Regions from separate parts of the Homo sapiens genome. Here region 2 is linked to region 1. A link is a contact called in ENCODE Hi-C or POLR2A ChIA-PET data. All regions are on one chromosome and are shown on one strand. The core of a region is the stretch at or near the end of the contact, and the rest is flanking DNA. Distances in the headings are between cores, read along the strand shown. Region 1 holds the start of SLC8A1-AS1 (SLC8A1 antisense RNA 1). Region 2 overlaps SLC8A1-AS1 (SLC8A1 antisense RNA 1).

Region 1 (7,081 bases), core at 3,273-5,772:
TCTATGCAGAGACCTTGTAGGGGAAAGAACAGGATTGGCACCAAACATTGGGGTTTAGAAGTCATAAGTAGGACCTAAGAGAGGCAACCAAGGAACCACAGAGTTGAGTGACTGGACTAAGACCCTTAACCAGTGGCAGGGCTGGATTCTAAGTGTGTATCTGAGTTCCTCCAAAGCGTATTCTTTACTTCATACAATTCCCTGAATATCCTCACCTGTGAGGAGGCAGAATCCTTTCATCCCTCAATGGCAATGGAAATGCATGTACGCATCTTACACAATGGGTGTGTTCTTGAAGAGTGGTGAGAAAAATTGCTTTTATAAATCAAATCACATACCATGTTTACAAGGAATATTAATATTTAAAAGGAATTCAATCTTAAATCTTTTTTGAATTCTTGGTAAATGTAGATGTTATTCAAAGTGAGGCTTCGGTGTAGTCATAATCATTAAACTGCTAGCAAATGTTATTCTAATATATTAGTCCATGATACCATAAGATGGATTAATTTTTATTACAAAGTACGATTCTTGATTTTTTTTTTTGGTGAAGTTGTGTTTGATGAGGAAGTGCTATCAAATTACAAAAGGAGAATTGACCAAGCAGGAGAGTTGAGCTCTATCAAGCCAGCTACTTGTTTTATCCACTAGAGGGTAGCATTGGCATTGGAATGACACGTAGACATTTACAGTTTTTCAAATTGAAAGAGCTGCCTGTGAAATGCAGACTATTGCCAAATCTACAATATATTAAATGATTTGATAAACAATTTGATATGACGGAAAACACCACATGATTGTAATTGGATTCTTCTGTATTACTGGGCGATGTACACCCTGAAGGACATTCTTAAGGCCCACTACCTGTGTCTTGTGGGGGTGGTTACTTTGGGCCTCAAGCCAACCATGTGCCATTTGGGACTAAGACCTTTCCTTCTCACCTTTCCAGCTCAATTCCTGCTTTACTTCTCCATTTGCAAATTGTCAGCATGCTGGAGAATCTCAGTGTGAATTACCTTCCCTTTCCTTCAACCTAAAGCCGTACTTACCATAGAAGTTGATTCTTTTAATGAGTCTCTTGAGGAATTCAACACTTGTGACAGGCATTTCTGCTTATCCTCACTAGAATGCTGTGAGGGGCCTGAGGACTGCCGTCCTCATGCCTTTTAACATAGAAAGACAAAGTCCTCATGTCATTTCACATCACCCTTCTGCTTGGTAGTGGAGCCAGGGCTGGATTCTGGTTGTGTTTTGTCTAACTCATCATTGACTGAGTGGTTTCCAGTGCTTAGCAGGGACTTCCTAGGTGTATGACACTTTTTTTTTTTTTTTTTAACTTAGCCCCTCATCCACCACATTGCTACTAGCAGTAACTACAAAACCACCAGACTACAGTAGTAGGTCCGTATACAGAACAAGATATTTAAAAGAGGTTGTTTTATCCAAGAAAGAAGTATTTTTGTTGTTCAAAATATTAATCTGTGAGAGGCACTAACATTCAGACCACAGCAGGCAGCAAACAATGAGCTTGTCTTGGAACTCACAGTTCTCCACCTGGCCTGGTAGCTGTACTACAAACATAGTATGTTCTTAATCGCTTTATGTTCTTTTTTGCATTTTTAGAATTTTTTTGATAGATAATATTTGTATGTTTTGAGATTCATGTGATATTTTGTTACATGCAGAGTGTTGTAATGATCAAACCAGGGTATTAGGATATCCATCACCCCAAATATTTATCATTTCTATGTGTTGGGAACATTTCAAGTCCTCGCTTCTAGCTATTTTGAAATATACCGTATGTTGTTAACTATAGTCACTCTACTCTGCTGTTGAATATAACTTTTTCCTTTTACCTGTATGTTTGTACCCATTAACTAACCTCTCTTCTTTCCCCTATCCCCAACACAGATCCTTCCCAGGATCTGCTATCTATCATTGTACTCTACCTCCATGAGATCAACTTTTTAAAGCTCCTACATGAGAACATGGGATATTTGTCTTTCTGTGCCTGGCTTATTTCACTTAACGTAATTATGTCCACTTCCATCCATGTTGCTGCAAATGACATGATTTCATTCTTTCTAATGGCCCAGTGGTACTCCATTGTGTATATATATATACCACATTTTCTTTATCCATTCATCTGATAATACTTAAGTTGATTTCATAGCTTTGCTATTGTGAATGGTGCTGCAATAAACACGGGGGCCACAGGTATCCCTTTGAAATAATGATTTCCTTTCCTTTGGCTAAATAGCCAGTAGTGGTATTGCTGGATCATAAGATAGTTCCATTTTTACTTTTTTGGAGAAATCTTCATTTTTTTTTTATAGTGGCTGTACTAATTTACGTTCCTACTAATAGTGTCTAAGAGTTCCCTTTTCTCCACATCTTCACCGGCAACTGCTATTTTTTTTGCCTTGTTTCTAATAGTACTTCTAACTGGGGTAAGATGATATTTCATTGTGGTTTTGATTTCATCTACCTGATGATTAGTGATGTTGAGTATTTTTTCATATACCTGTTGACCCATTTACCTGTTGTATGTCTTCTTTTGAGAAATGTCTATGACATTTACTCACTTTTTTATGAGATTATTTGTTTTGCTGTTGAGTTTACTTTAATGTCTACTGATTACTAAGTCCCTTGTCAGATGAATAATTTGCAAATATTTTCTCCCATTCAACAGATGTCTGTTCACTCTATTGATTTCTAGTGTATGCAGAAGTTTTCCAGTTTATTTATTTTTTAGAGACAGTCTTGCTCTGTTACCCAGGCTGGAGTGCAGTCGCATGAATGTAGTTCACTGCAGCCTCCAACTCCTGGGTTCAAGTGATCCTCCCTCCTCAACCTCCCAAAGTGCTGAGCTGCTTTTCAATTTAATAAAGTCCCACTTGTCTATTTTGTTTCTGTTCCCTGTGCTTTTGAGGTCTGAGCCATAATAAAATCTTAACCTAGACCAATGTTACCATGTTTTCCTTCCTTATTTCCTCTCCTCCTTCCTTCCTTCCTTGGTTGCTTTCTTGCTTTGTTTTTGTTTTTTTTTTGAGCTGGAGTCTCACTCTGTAGCCCAGGCTGGAGGGCAGTGATGGAATCTCCGCTCACTGCAACCTCCACCTACTGGGTTCAAGCTATTCTCTTGCCTCAGCCTCCTGAGTAGGTGGGATTACAGATGCATGCCACCATGCCTGGCTAATTTTTTTTTGAATTTTTAGTAGAGATGGTTTCGGCATGTTGGCCAGGCTGGTCTTGAACTCCTGAACTCAGGTGATCCTCCTGCCTTGGCCTCCCAAAGTACTGGGATTACAGGCATGAGCCACTGCACCTGGTCCCACTATGTTTTCTTCTAATAGATTTATAGTTTTGGGTTTTACATTTACCTTTAATCCATCTTCACTTGATTTTTACATATGGTGAGATAGGGATCGGGTTTCATTCTTCTGCATGTTGATATTCAGTTTTCCCAGCAGTATTTATTGAAGAGAGTGTCCTTTTCCCAATATGTTCTTGGCACCTTTATAAAAAAAAATCAGTTTGTTGTAACTATGTGAATTTATGTATGGGGCCTCTGTTTCTTTCCACTGGCCTATGTGTCTGTTTTTATACTAGTACCATGCAATTTTGGTTACTAGAGTCTTGTAACATATTTTGAAGTCAGGTGGTGTGATGCCTCCAGCTTTGTTCTTTCTACTCAGGATTGCTTTGGCTATTCTGGCTCTTTTCAGCTTCCATATAAATTTTTGGATTGTTTTTTCTATTTCTGTGAAAAATGACATTAGTATTTTGATAGGGATTGCATTGGATCTGTAGATTGCTTTTGGTAGTATGGTTATTTTAACAATATTCTTCTGACGCATGAGCATGGGATGTCTTTCCATTTATTTGTGTTCAACTTTTTTCATCAGTGTTTTGTACTTTTCCTTATAGAAGTCTTTCACCTTTTTGGTTAAATCGATTCGTAGGTATTATATTTTACTTCTATAGCTGTTGTAAATGGGATTGTTTTCTTGATTGCTTCATCAGCTAGGTCACTAATCATGTATAGAAATGCTATGATTTTTGCATGTTGATTTTGTTTCTTGCAACTTCACTGAATGTATATATCAAATTGAGGGTTTTTAATGGAGTTTTTAGTTTTTTCTAGATATAAGATTAAGTTATTTGCAAAGAGAGCAACTTGACTTCCTCTGTTCCAATTTGAATGCCTTTTATTTCTCTTACCTGATTGGTCTGGCTAGGACTTCTAATATTATGTGATATGGTTTGGCTGTATGTTCCCACCCAAATCTCACCTGGAATTGTAATCTCCATAATCCCTACATGTCAAGCGCAGGACCAGGTAGAGGTAATGGGATCTTGGGGGCAGCTTCCTCCATGCTATTCTCATGATAGTGAGTTCTCATGAGATCTGATGGTTTCATAAGCATCTGGCATTTCCCCTGCTTGTGCTCACTCTGACCTTCCTCCCTACAAAGTTGTGTGCTTCTCCTTTTCCTTATGCCATGATTGTTAAGTTTCCTGAGGCCTCCCCAGCAATGCAGAACTGTGAGTCAATTAAACCTCTTTTCTTTATAAATTACCCAGTCTCAGGCAGTTCTTTATAGCAGTGTGAGAATGCACTAATACATTAAGTAAAATTCTAGTGGTGAAAGTGAAACTCTTTCCCCTAGGAACTCTTTCTAGTTCTTAGGGGAAAGAATGTCAGCTTTTCCCCACTCAATATCATGTTTACTGTGGGTTTGTCATATACAGCCTTTGTTATGTTGAGGTAAGTTCTCTTCTGTGCCTACTTTGTTGAGAGGTTTTATCATGAGGAAATGCTGAATTTTATCAGATGCTTTTTAAAAATCTATTGAGAAGAGCATATGGTTTTTGTCCTTCATTCTGTTGATGTGATGTATCACATTTATTGATTTGTGCGTGTTGAACCATCTTTGCATCCCTGGGATAAATCTTACCTGATTGTGGTGTTTCATCTTTTTGATGTGCTGTTGGATTTGGTTTGCTAGTATTTTTTTGAGGAATTTTGTATCTATGCTTATCAGGGATATTGGTCTGTAGTTTTCTTTGTTGTTGTTGTGTCTTTGTCTGGTTTTGGTATCAGGATAATGCTGGCCTTGTAGAATGAGTTGGGAAGAATTCCCTCCTTCTCAATTTAAGATAGTTTGAGAAGAATTGGTGTTGTTTGCAAGTTGGGTAGAATTTGGCAGTGAAGCCATCTAGTCCTGGGCTTTTCTGTGTTGGGAGACTTTGCTACTGATTCAAACTCTTTGCTCCTTACTCTGTATAGGTATTCTATTCCTGATTCAATCTTGGTAGGTTGTATGTGTCCAAAAATTTGTTCATTTCCTCTAGGTTTTCCACCTTTGTTGGCATATAGTTGTTTATAATTGTCTCTGATCTTTGTTGTTTCTGTAGTACCAATTGTAATGTTTCCTTTTTCATTTCTGATTGTTTGGGTTTTCTCTAGTTTTTTCCTTGGTTGGTCTAGCTATTGATTTTGTTTATCTTGTCAAAAAACCAACTTTTCATTTTATTGATTTTTTTATATTGTTTTTGGTCTCTTTTGTTTAGTTCTGTTCTAATTTTAAAATTTATTTCCTTCTACTTGTGTGTTTGGTTTTTCTTTCTCTTTTAGTTCCTTGAAGTGCATTGTTAGATGGCATATTTGAAATCTTTCTACTTTTTTGATGTAGGCATTTAGTGCTGTGTACTTCCATCTATATCCCATAGGTCTTGGTATACTGTATTTCAAGATATTTTTTGATTTGCTCAATTTCTTCATTGATCCAGTGGTCATACTGGAGCATGTTGTTTAATTTTCATGTATTTGCAGTTTCCAAAGTTTCTCTTGTTATTGCTTTTAGCTTTATTCCATTGTGGTCTGAAAAGATACTTGATGTGACTTCCATTTTTAAAAATTTGTTGAGGCTTGTTTTGTGGCCTAACATATGGTCTATCCTGGAGAATGTTCCATGTGTTGGTAAGAAGAATGTGTATTCTGCAGCTGTTGGATGAAATGTTCTATAAATGTCTGTTAGGTCATTGAATTATTCATTTCCAGAATTTCTGTTTGATTATTTTTTATGATATCTCTTTGGTAAATTTCTCATTCATATCCTAAACTGTTTTTCTGATTTCTTTGTATTATTTACCTGTGTTCTCTTGTATCTCATTGAGCTTCTTTAATTATCTTGAATTATTTTTCCAGGATTTTTGTAAGTTTTTTTCATTGTAATCTGTTGCTAGATAATTATTGTATTTCTTTGGAGGTGTCATATTTTCTTATGATTTTTGTGTCCTCACATTGATATCTGGTGCATCTGGAGTAACAGCGGCTTCTTCTAATTTTTTGGATTTGCTTTCTTGGGAGGACTTCTCCTGAAGATGTATCTATGGTGTTGGTTGGTTAGGGCACTTTGGCTTTGATTCTGGGTGCATGCAATGGTCTAGTCTCTGTATAATTTCTTTGCTTGTAAACAGTGTCAGTGGTGTCTGATTTCCTTAGTGGTTTAGGGTGCAGTCATTAGTAGAGGCTGTGGTGAAGATTTGCTGGGGATGAAGACACCAGCTGTGTCAGTCCTCATCTGCAGTGATGACAGTAGTAGGTGGAACATGCCTGTCCTTGGGCAACAGGGCAGTGCACGTGCCAGCACCAAGTGGTTCCAGGTAGGCTGATTCTTGGGCCTCCAGATGGCTTACTCAGGTGAAGACAGCAGCAGCAGCAGCAAGGGGCCAGGCAGGCTGGTGGGCCCTTGGGACCCTGGACAGCAGGCATGGTATGAGTGATGGCAGTAGTAGTGGCAGGAAAACCCTCTGCCTCCCCAGCTGTCTGTACTGGTGTTGGTGGGGGCTGTGATGTGCTGGGTGGGCCAGTCCCCAGGCCCACAGGTGGTGCATACAGGTGGGTTCCAGCTGTGATGATAGCCGCAGGCTGGGTGGGTCTATCCTTAGGCCCTTGTTAAGAGTACTCAGGTGCCAACAGTAGTGGATGGGGTGGGGCAATCCCCAGTCCACTGAACAGCATGCTTGAGCACTAGGGGGCATGGAGCCAGGCTGGATGGGTCTGTCTTTGGGG
Region 2 (7,081 bases), core at 3,388-5,887, 79 kb after region 1:
TAATATTAGGATTATCTGTTCCTTAAATATTTGGTAGAACTTGTTCGTAAAGGCATCTGGGCCTTTTTTCACTCCCCCAGTAGGTAAACTTTAAATTATCGATTTATTTCTTAGACAGTTTTGGTCTAGTCTTGTTTATGTATATTTCATTTTGATAAATTACATGTTCTTTAGAAAAGAGTCCATTTGTTCTGTGTTCATGTTTATTAATGTGATTTTTTTCATATTACATAAATTTTACTTTAACATTGCAAAAATTTTTAACCTGTTGAAGAATATAGAAAAATGATATTAACATCATATAATTCCACCAAATTAAACAGGTTAGCAAATATTTGCCATATTTGCTTCAGATTTTTTACTCACTCTCAGAGAAAGGAAGATGAAGAGAGAGAGGGAATGAGGGAGAGAGAAAGGAAGAAAGGAAGGAAAAAAGGGTGAGAGGAGCAAAGGAAGAAAAAGGGGAGGAAAGGAAGGAAGGAAGAAAATATTACAGATACAGCTGGAGATACCCCTTTACATGCTACTTTAATCTTTTTTCCTGAGATAATCCCATCCTGAAGCAAGTGTACACTACATTCCTGTATTATTTTCATAGCTCCACTGTATATTTATATATGCATCTTTAAATAACATACACTATTATATTGTGGGGTAAGCCATATGTGAGAGCTAGAGGCGAGGATTTCCTGGGAACCAAATTAATCCCTTTTTAAAAAAAATAGTATTTTATTTTTATCACATATGAAAGTATTCTTAACAATATACTATTTAGCTTTCCTTATAATTGGGTATTATGCTGTATATAGTCTTCTGCAACTTGCTTGTGTCACTCAAATTATATTTCTAAGAATTGCATATGTTTTTCACATAGTTACATTCATGTTTCACTACTGAATAATATTTTTGTGTGTATTTTTCCAGCTTCTTGATATTAGACACCTTTCTTTCCTTGCTTCCTTTTCTTTATTAAAGAGTAGTTATTGAATACTGACATGCCAGGCCCTATTCTAAAATGTGAAGATATAGTAGTAGAAAACCCAAAGATCTTTGTCTTTGAAGTCTAGATTCTAGAGGGTAAAATAGCTAATAAAGAAGCATATGAATAAAATATGTAGTCTGTTATATGGAGATAAATACTAAGGGAAAGGAGAATTCCAAGCAGAGAGGAGCAAGTTCAAGGATGTTAAGGTAGGAGCATGCCTGGTGTGCTCAAGAGCCTGCGGGGAGGCCAGTGTGGCTGAAAATGTTCAAGATGGAGAGTGGATCCAGCAATCCTACTACTGGGTATATATCCAAAAGAGATGAAATCAGTATGTTGAAGAGATATCCTGCCCTCCCATGTTTATTGCAGCACTATTCACAATAGCCAAGATACATATAAAAAAGAAGGAAGTCCTGTCATTTGTGACAACATGGATGAACCTGTAAGACATTATGTTAAGTAAGCCAGGCATGGAAGAACAAATACCATATGATGTCATTCGAATGTGGAATCTAAAAAAGTTGATCACAGAGAAGTAGAAAATAGAATGGCGGTCACCACAGGCTGGAGTGGTTGGGGAGACAGGGATGTGGAGATGTTGGTCAAAGGATATAAAATTACAGTTAGATAGGAGGAATAAATTAGAGACCTACTTTATAGCATGGTGACTACAGCTAATGACAATATATTGTACTGTCCTGCATAATGACATTTTAGTCAATGATAGATTGAATATAGAATGATGATCCAATAAGATTATAATAGAGCTGAAAAATTCCTATCGTCCTTTTCCAGTAGGGCAAGATTTGGAGGTAGAAGACAGTGATGATAATAATCCTGATCCCATGTAGGCTTAGGCTAATGTGTATGTTTGTGTGTTTTTAACAAAAAGTTTAAAAAGTAAAAAAAAAATCATAGAAAAAATTATTATAGAATAAGAATATAAAGAAAATATTTTTGTACAGCTAATGTGTTTGTTTTGAACTGTGTTATGGAAAACTGAAAACATTTTTTTAAAATTTAAAAAGTTTATAAAGAAATTAGAGTAAGCTATGGTTAATGTATTATTGAAGAAATGTTTTAAATGAATCCAGTGTAGCCTAAGTGTACAGTGTTTATAAGGTCTACAGTACTGAATGGGAATGTGCCAGGCCTTCACATTCATACATTACTCACTCATTGACTCACCCAGAGCAACTTTTAGTCCAGCAAGCTCCATTCATTGTAAGTGCAATGTATAGGTGTACCACTTTTTATCTTTTATACCCTATTTTTACTGTACCTTTTCTATGTTTAGATATCCTTAGATTCACAAATACTTACTATTGTGTTCCAGTTGCCTGCAGTATTCTGTAGAGTAACATGCTGTAGAGGTAGCCTAGGAGCAATAGCCTCTACTGTATGGCCTAGGTGTGTAGCAGGCTATACCATCAGGTCTATGTATGTCTACTCTATAATGTTTATACAAGAACAAAAATCACCTAATGATGCATTTCTCAGAATGTATTCCCATCATTAAGCAACGCATGACTGTATTCTTGAAAAACGCGAACAGAGTGGATGTTACGTGCTCTCGCCACAAAAATAACTGTGAGATAATGCATATATTAATTATCCAGACTTAACCATTCCACAGTGTATATATACTTAAAAATATAATGTCGTGCACAATAAATACATAACTTTTATCTTTAAAAAATAGAAAAATAAGAAAGATAAGGAGAGTGACCAAAGACCCCGTTAGAGAAGTAGGAGATAGAAAGAGTAGAGAGAGAATGCGGGTCTGCAGATCATGGAGGGCTTTGCAAGTGAAATGACGATTTCTATCAGCATCTCTTGGGCTGCTGAGAAAAGTCTGTAGGACTTAGAGTTGAAGCAGAGACACCAGTTAGGAATCCAGGTATGATATGATGGTGGCTTAGCCATATTTTATCTCACTTGTTTCTCACAACAGCCTGTAAGGTAAATATATACCCGTTTTACCAATGAAGAGTTGAGGCTCCTGTGGGGTCAGTAGGCTCTCTATCTAACTCACTGTCACATATCCTGTTTGTGGTGGAGTAGGACTGAAACCTGTTTGACTTAAACTTCTGTTTGACTATTTATATTCCTAGAAATATTTCATGCTTACAGCAAAACTATTTTGCCTCTTTTAAAACCAAAACCACTAACATGGTATCTAGTCCAAATAATCATGGACTAGATTATTGGAACCTGGAATTTTGTTGAGAATCCCAGCTGTATTGTTTCGGCTTTCAGATACTCATGTCTACATAAGGAAGAAGTATCATCGAAAGGAAAACTTAACCCAAAGCATAGCTAAGATAGTATCAGAACTGTGACAGCTATAGTTCTCTGCAGGTACCACCCTCAAAGATTACTCTGTGATTACATGACTGTACTTAGATTCTTTGAGGAACATCTGTTTTTTTTTTTGTTTACTACACCCAAACTTAGAAAGGGCCATGACAATTTGTTGCCCTCCAGATTCAGTTTTTGTAATTGCCCATTAAGGGTGATTGCTAACAGTGTTTAATCAAAGGAATTTTAAATGGGGTTTCGTGGTTTAGGATTTCAAAGTCTTCTATAAATCTTAGGGAGCCACTGTTGCATGGTATATTTGATAGTGTGGTCTTTGCGGAATTCATATGGTGTCATGAAGATTTGAAGCAGAGAGGAAACTGAAAAATTACTTAGTGCACTACCTTTATTTTATAAATGAACAAAGTGAGGAAAAGAGAGGCCATTGGCTTAAAGTTGTTCATTGTTTCAGAACTGAGCAAAGATGTTGTGAGAGACCCTCTAATATATCTGAAGGAAAAAGTCTTTAGATATCAGATTGGCATGACTGTCTTACTCTCTGGATGTGTGACCCTGGAAATGTTATCTGAACTTTATAAACCTCAGTTTCTTCATTTGTAAGTTCTGGGTAATAACTGTCTTGTAGAATAGCTGAGGAAAATTATAAATATGTCAAAAGCAGCCAGGTAGGACTGTAAGTACTAGCTATAATTTATATTGCTTTTTCAGCTCAACAGTCTTTTCAACTCTACTTTCTAAATTACTTGCCTCCAAGTCTCAGTCTAAGCCAAACTTTAAACCTCATCCACACTGACAAGAAAATCAGCTTTGAAAATAATCTTGAAATGATGTATTTTATGAAGGGGATGGGTGTAACTGGATTCTTCACTCCTCCCACTCCAGATCTACTTGCTCCTCTCCTGCTTTCTTCCAAATAATGTCTTACCAGAACTAATGGAAAAATTATCCTGGTCTTAATGATTCCCATCTGGTTATATATAAGTAATCAATCAAATTCTGCCAAAAATTAGCAAATATATTTCATTTTTAATAATAGACATGACAGATAGTTGCTAGCTGGTAGGTTTGCTGGAGGACACTCACAGGAGACCAGTTTTTCCCAAGATACACTTAGAAGCAGTAGAGAACATTTAAACCTCACAGATGGTACTTACTAGCTCTGTGTCTTTAGGCATATTATTCAGTCCTTCTGAGCCCTGCTTCTTCAGCTCTAAAAGGTGAGTCACAATAATCATTTATTTGGAGGCTAGTTGTGAAGATTAAATGATGTAACAGAGGTCGAACACTTAGCACAGTGGTTTACCCTTTCCATGGTTTTAGCTACTTGCAGTCAACCACAGTCTGAAAATATTAAATGGAAAGTTCCAGAAAGAAACAATTCATAAGTTGTAAGTTGTGCACCTGTCTGAGTAGCATGATGAAATGTCTTACAATTCCACTCCCTTCCCCCCAGGATGTGAATCATCCCTTTGTCTAGTTACTTCTATATACTACCTCCCCCTTAGTCACTTAGTAGCCATCTTGATAAGATCAACTGTTGGGAGAATGCAGTGCTTGTGTTCAAGTAATCCTTATTTTATTAATGGCTCCAAAGTACAAGAGGAGTGATTCTGGCATATTGTTATAATTGTTTTATTTTGTTATTGGTTATTGTTATTAATCTCTTATGCCGTACCTAAAATTAAACTATTATCATAGGTATGTATGTACAGGAAAAGCATAGAACCTATACAGTTTGGTACTATGTAAGGTTTTGGGCATCCACTGAGGGTTTTGGAAGGTACTGTCCAAGGATAAGGGGGAATTACTGTATAGGACTATTTATACAATGGGTGCCAAATAAATACTCTGCACATCTTCCCTCCAAGGACTACTGTCTCATTCAAGCTTCAAAAGTTGACAAAGAACCATTAAATGAGCGTTATAAAAAGCAAAGCAAAATATATCTCTGAATCTTTTTATTGTTGAAACCCAATCATGATGGGTACTTGCTAGTTTTTCTTCTAAAACATGGTTATGACCATATTAGCATAGAAAAAAACATTTGGGTGGTTTGATTTGCCATGCTTTGTTTGCAACAAGAAAATAATTTGTATTTTTATTTAAAATGTCTTGCAAGGAAGCAGACATCAGGAATATTTACTCAATAGCTGCTTGACTGATACCATTAGACCTCATTCCAGAGTGGCCTGGCAGTCCTGAACTGTAACACCAAGTATCACACATTGTGACTTATCTTTCCACAGTGAAAGAGATGTGGGAACAATTTCTTTCCCTCTCTAGGCAAAGTCTCTGTCATTTCAGTGACACCTGGAAATGGGTGGAGTGTTCAGGTGTTTCAGCAGAACTTTTTCTATCACTGAATGGACGTGGCCTTTCTGTCTTTTCCTAGGTTCACTGTGGTTGTCCTTTTATTCTCTTCACTCTCCTTACTCATTTTCATCTTCGGTTTGTGGATTAAGAAGGGGAGGGGATGGAGTAGGAGAGAGACATATCCTGAACTCTGTGGCGTCTATTTCCCCCTATTCTTTACTTGTAGTACTTGGGGCTCTTCCGGCTGGTTTGTCAGAACTGGATACAGACACCTTGGGCATTTCTAAGCTTGTCCGGGCACAGGAGCAGCCATGGGTTTGGAGAAATATGATCATTTGAGCCACCCTTCCTTCCCGGCTCAAATGCTAAATTACATGGCATTGTAAACATTTGTTACATTTAATTTTTGTTGCCAAATGCGTTTTCTTAAGTATGGGAAAATGTGCCTGAAGATTTGTGTTTTGTTTAAGAGTGATAATTCAATAAAAGATTTTAGGCTGCTCAATTCTATAATACTTAAAATACTCAGTGATGAGGATTTAAAATGCGAGTAACCAAGCAGCTCAAGATAAAGCAAAAGACTTTTTGGGTTTGCTTTCATCTTTTTATTCTTGTGAGCATTTATCTTTCAGCAAGACTTAAAGAGATTTGCCATTTAATATAATTTTAATATTTTGAGATCTAATTGAGTATAAAAAAGGTATGTATTGTCTTCTCACTGAACTCTGCTCTGTGTGGGCATTTGAGGAATATGTAGGATTATTGATGAAGACAGTTAGAAAGCTGGCATGTAGGAATAAATTCTACATCTGTTACCCTTTGGCTGACAGAAGCCACTCGCATCTTCAGAACATGTTTTCTTACCCCGAACCAAGGCTTGTGCCTCCAAAACTTTTTTTTCTTTTAAATAAAATATAGCCAAGCTGCAGCTCTTTGTGATGTTTCACACTAAGTCAAGTAAAGAAGACAGTTTTATTGTGCCCTATCACACAAGCAGCCATATTTATGCTACAAGGTAGGACTGCAGAGGCACAGTTTGTTTTTCTCTCCTTTACACATTCTGTCCTCTGCTGCCAGTCCCATGCCTATTCCCACATGGATGCCTCCTCTCTTAGCCTGCTCCCATCATGAGCTCCATGGACAGGTACAGCTTTGCCAGCCCCACTGCCCCCCTACCCTCTATTGCTCATGTTACCCATTTGCCATTTCTCATTGCTCTTCTAGCTAGACCCTTCACTCACTGCTTCTGCCCTTATTCGAGCTGGGTCTTCACTCTTGCATGTCCATCTTGGGATTTGTTCTGCTCTTCTTGTTCAGGACCAAACTATCTTTGCTAGGAAAGCATACCTATGATATTAGCATAGCCTGGTATAGTTCTCAGTGTTTTAAGAAATCATCAATTTTTTCCTTTTGTGATTGAGGCCAGGAGAAGCAGGAAGCCCTTTTAGTATAGGGATGTCC

The links. Hi-C counts contacts between places; a loop is a spot of excess contacts on that map. ChIA-PET counts read pairs that join two places held with the same protein, here RNA polymerase II (POLR2A). Pooled maps may share reads with other maps.
Region 2: a map of naive thymus-derived CD4-positive, alpha-beta T cell shows a loop between it and region 1 (2.9-fold over the local background). The contact joins the enhancer-like site here to the promoter of SLC8A1-AS1 in region 1. A Hi-C loop is called at or near these places in 1 of 168 maps with a recorded cell type or tissue (naive thymus-derived CD4-positive, alpha-beta T cell) and 8 of 50 pooled maps. POLR2A ChIA-PET finds 5 or more read pairs at or near these places in 2 of 52 experiments (activated CD4-positive, alpha-beta T cell and activated naive CD4-positive, alpha-beta T cell).

The regions. Positions count from the first base shown.
Region 1 is chr2:39,913,112-39,920,192 of GRCh38, forward strand. It overlaps SLC8A1-AS1 (SLC8A1 antisense RNA 1), which reads left to right and starts at 4,523. Exons shown (of 5, transcript NR_038441.1): 1 at 4,523-4,548.
Region 2 is chr2:39,992,199-39,999,279 of GRCh38, forward strand. The region is part of intron 2 of SLC8A1-AS1 (SLC8A1 antisense RNA 1); the gene reads left to right. Among named protein-coding and RNA genes, the nearest start is that of SLC8A1-AS1, 78 kb to the left of the region's middle. Within about 2 kb of position 4,638, at least 2 of the 41 ENCODE cell types and tissues checked have a DNase peak (open chromatin) inside an H3K27ac peak, as active enhancers do.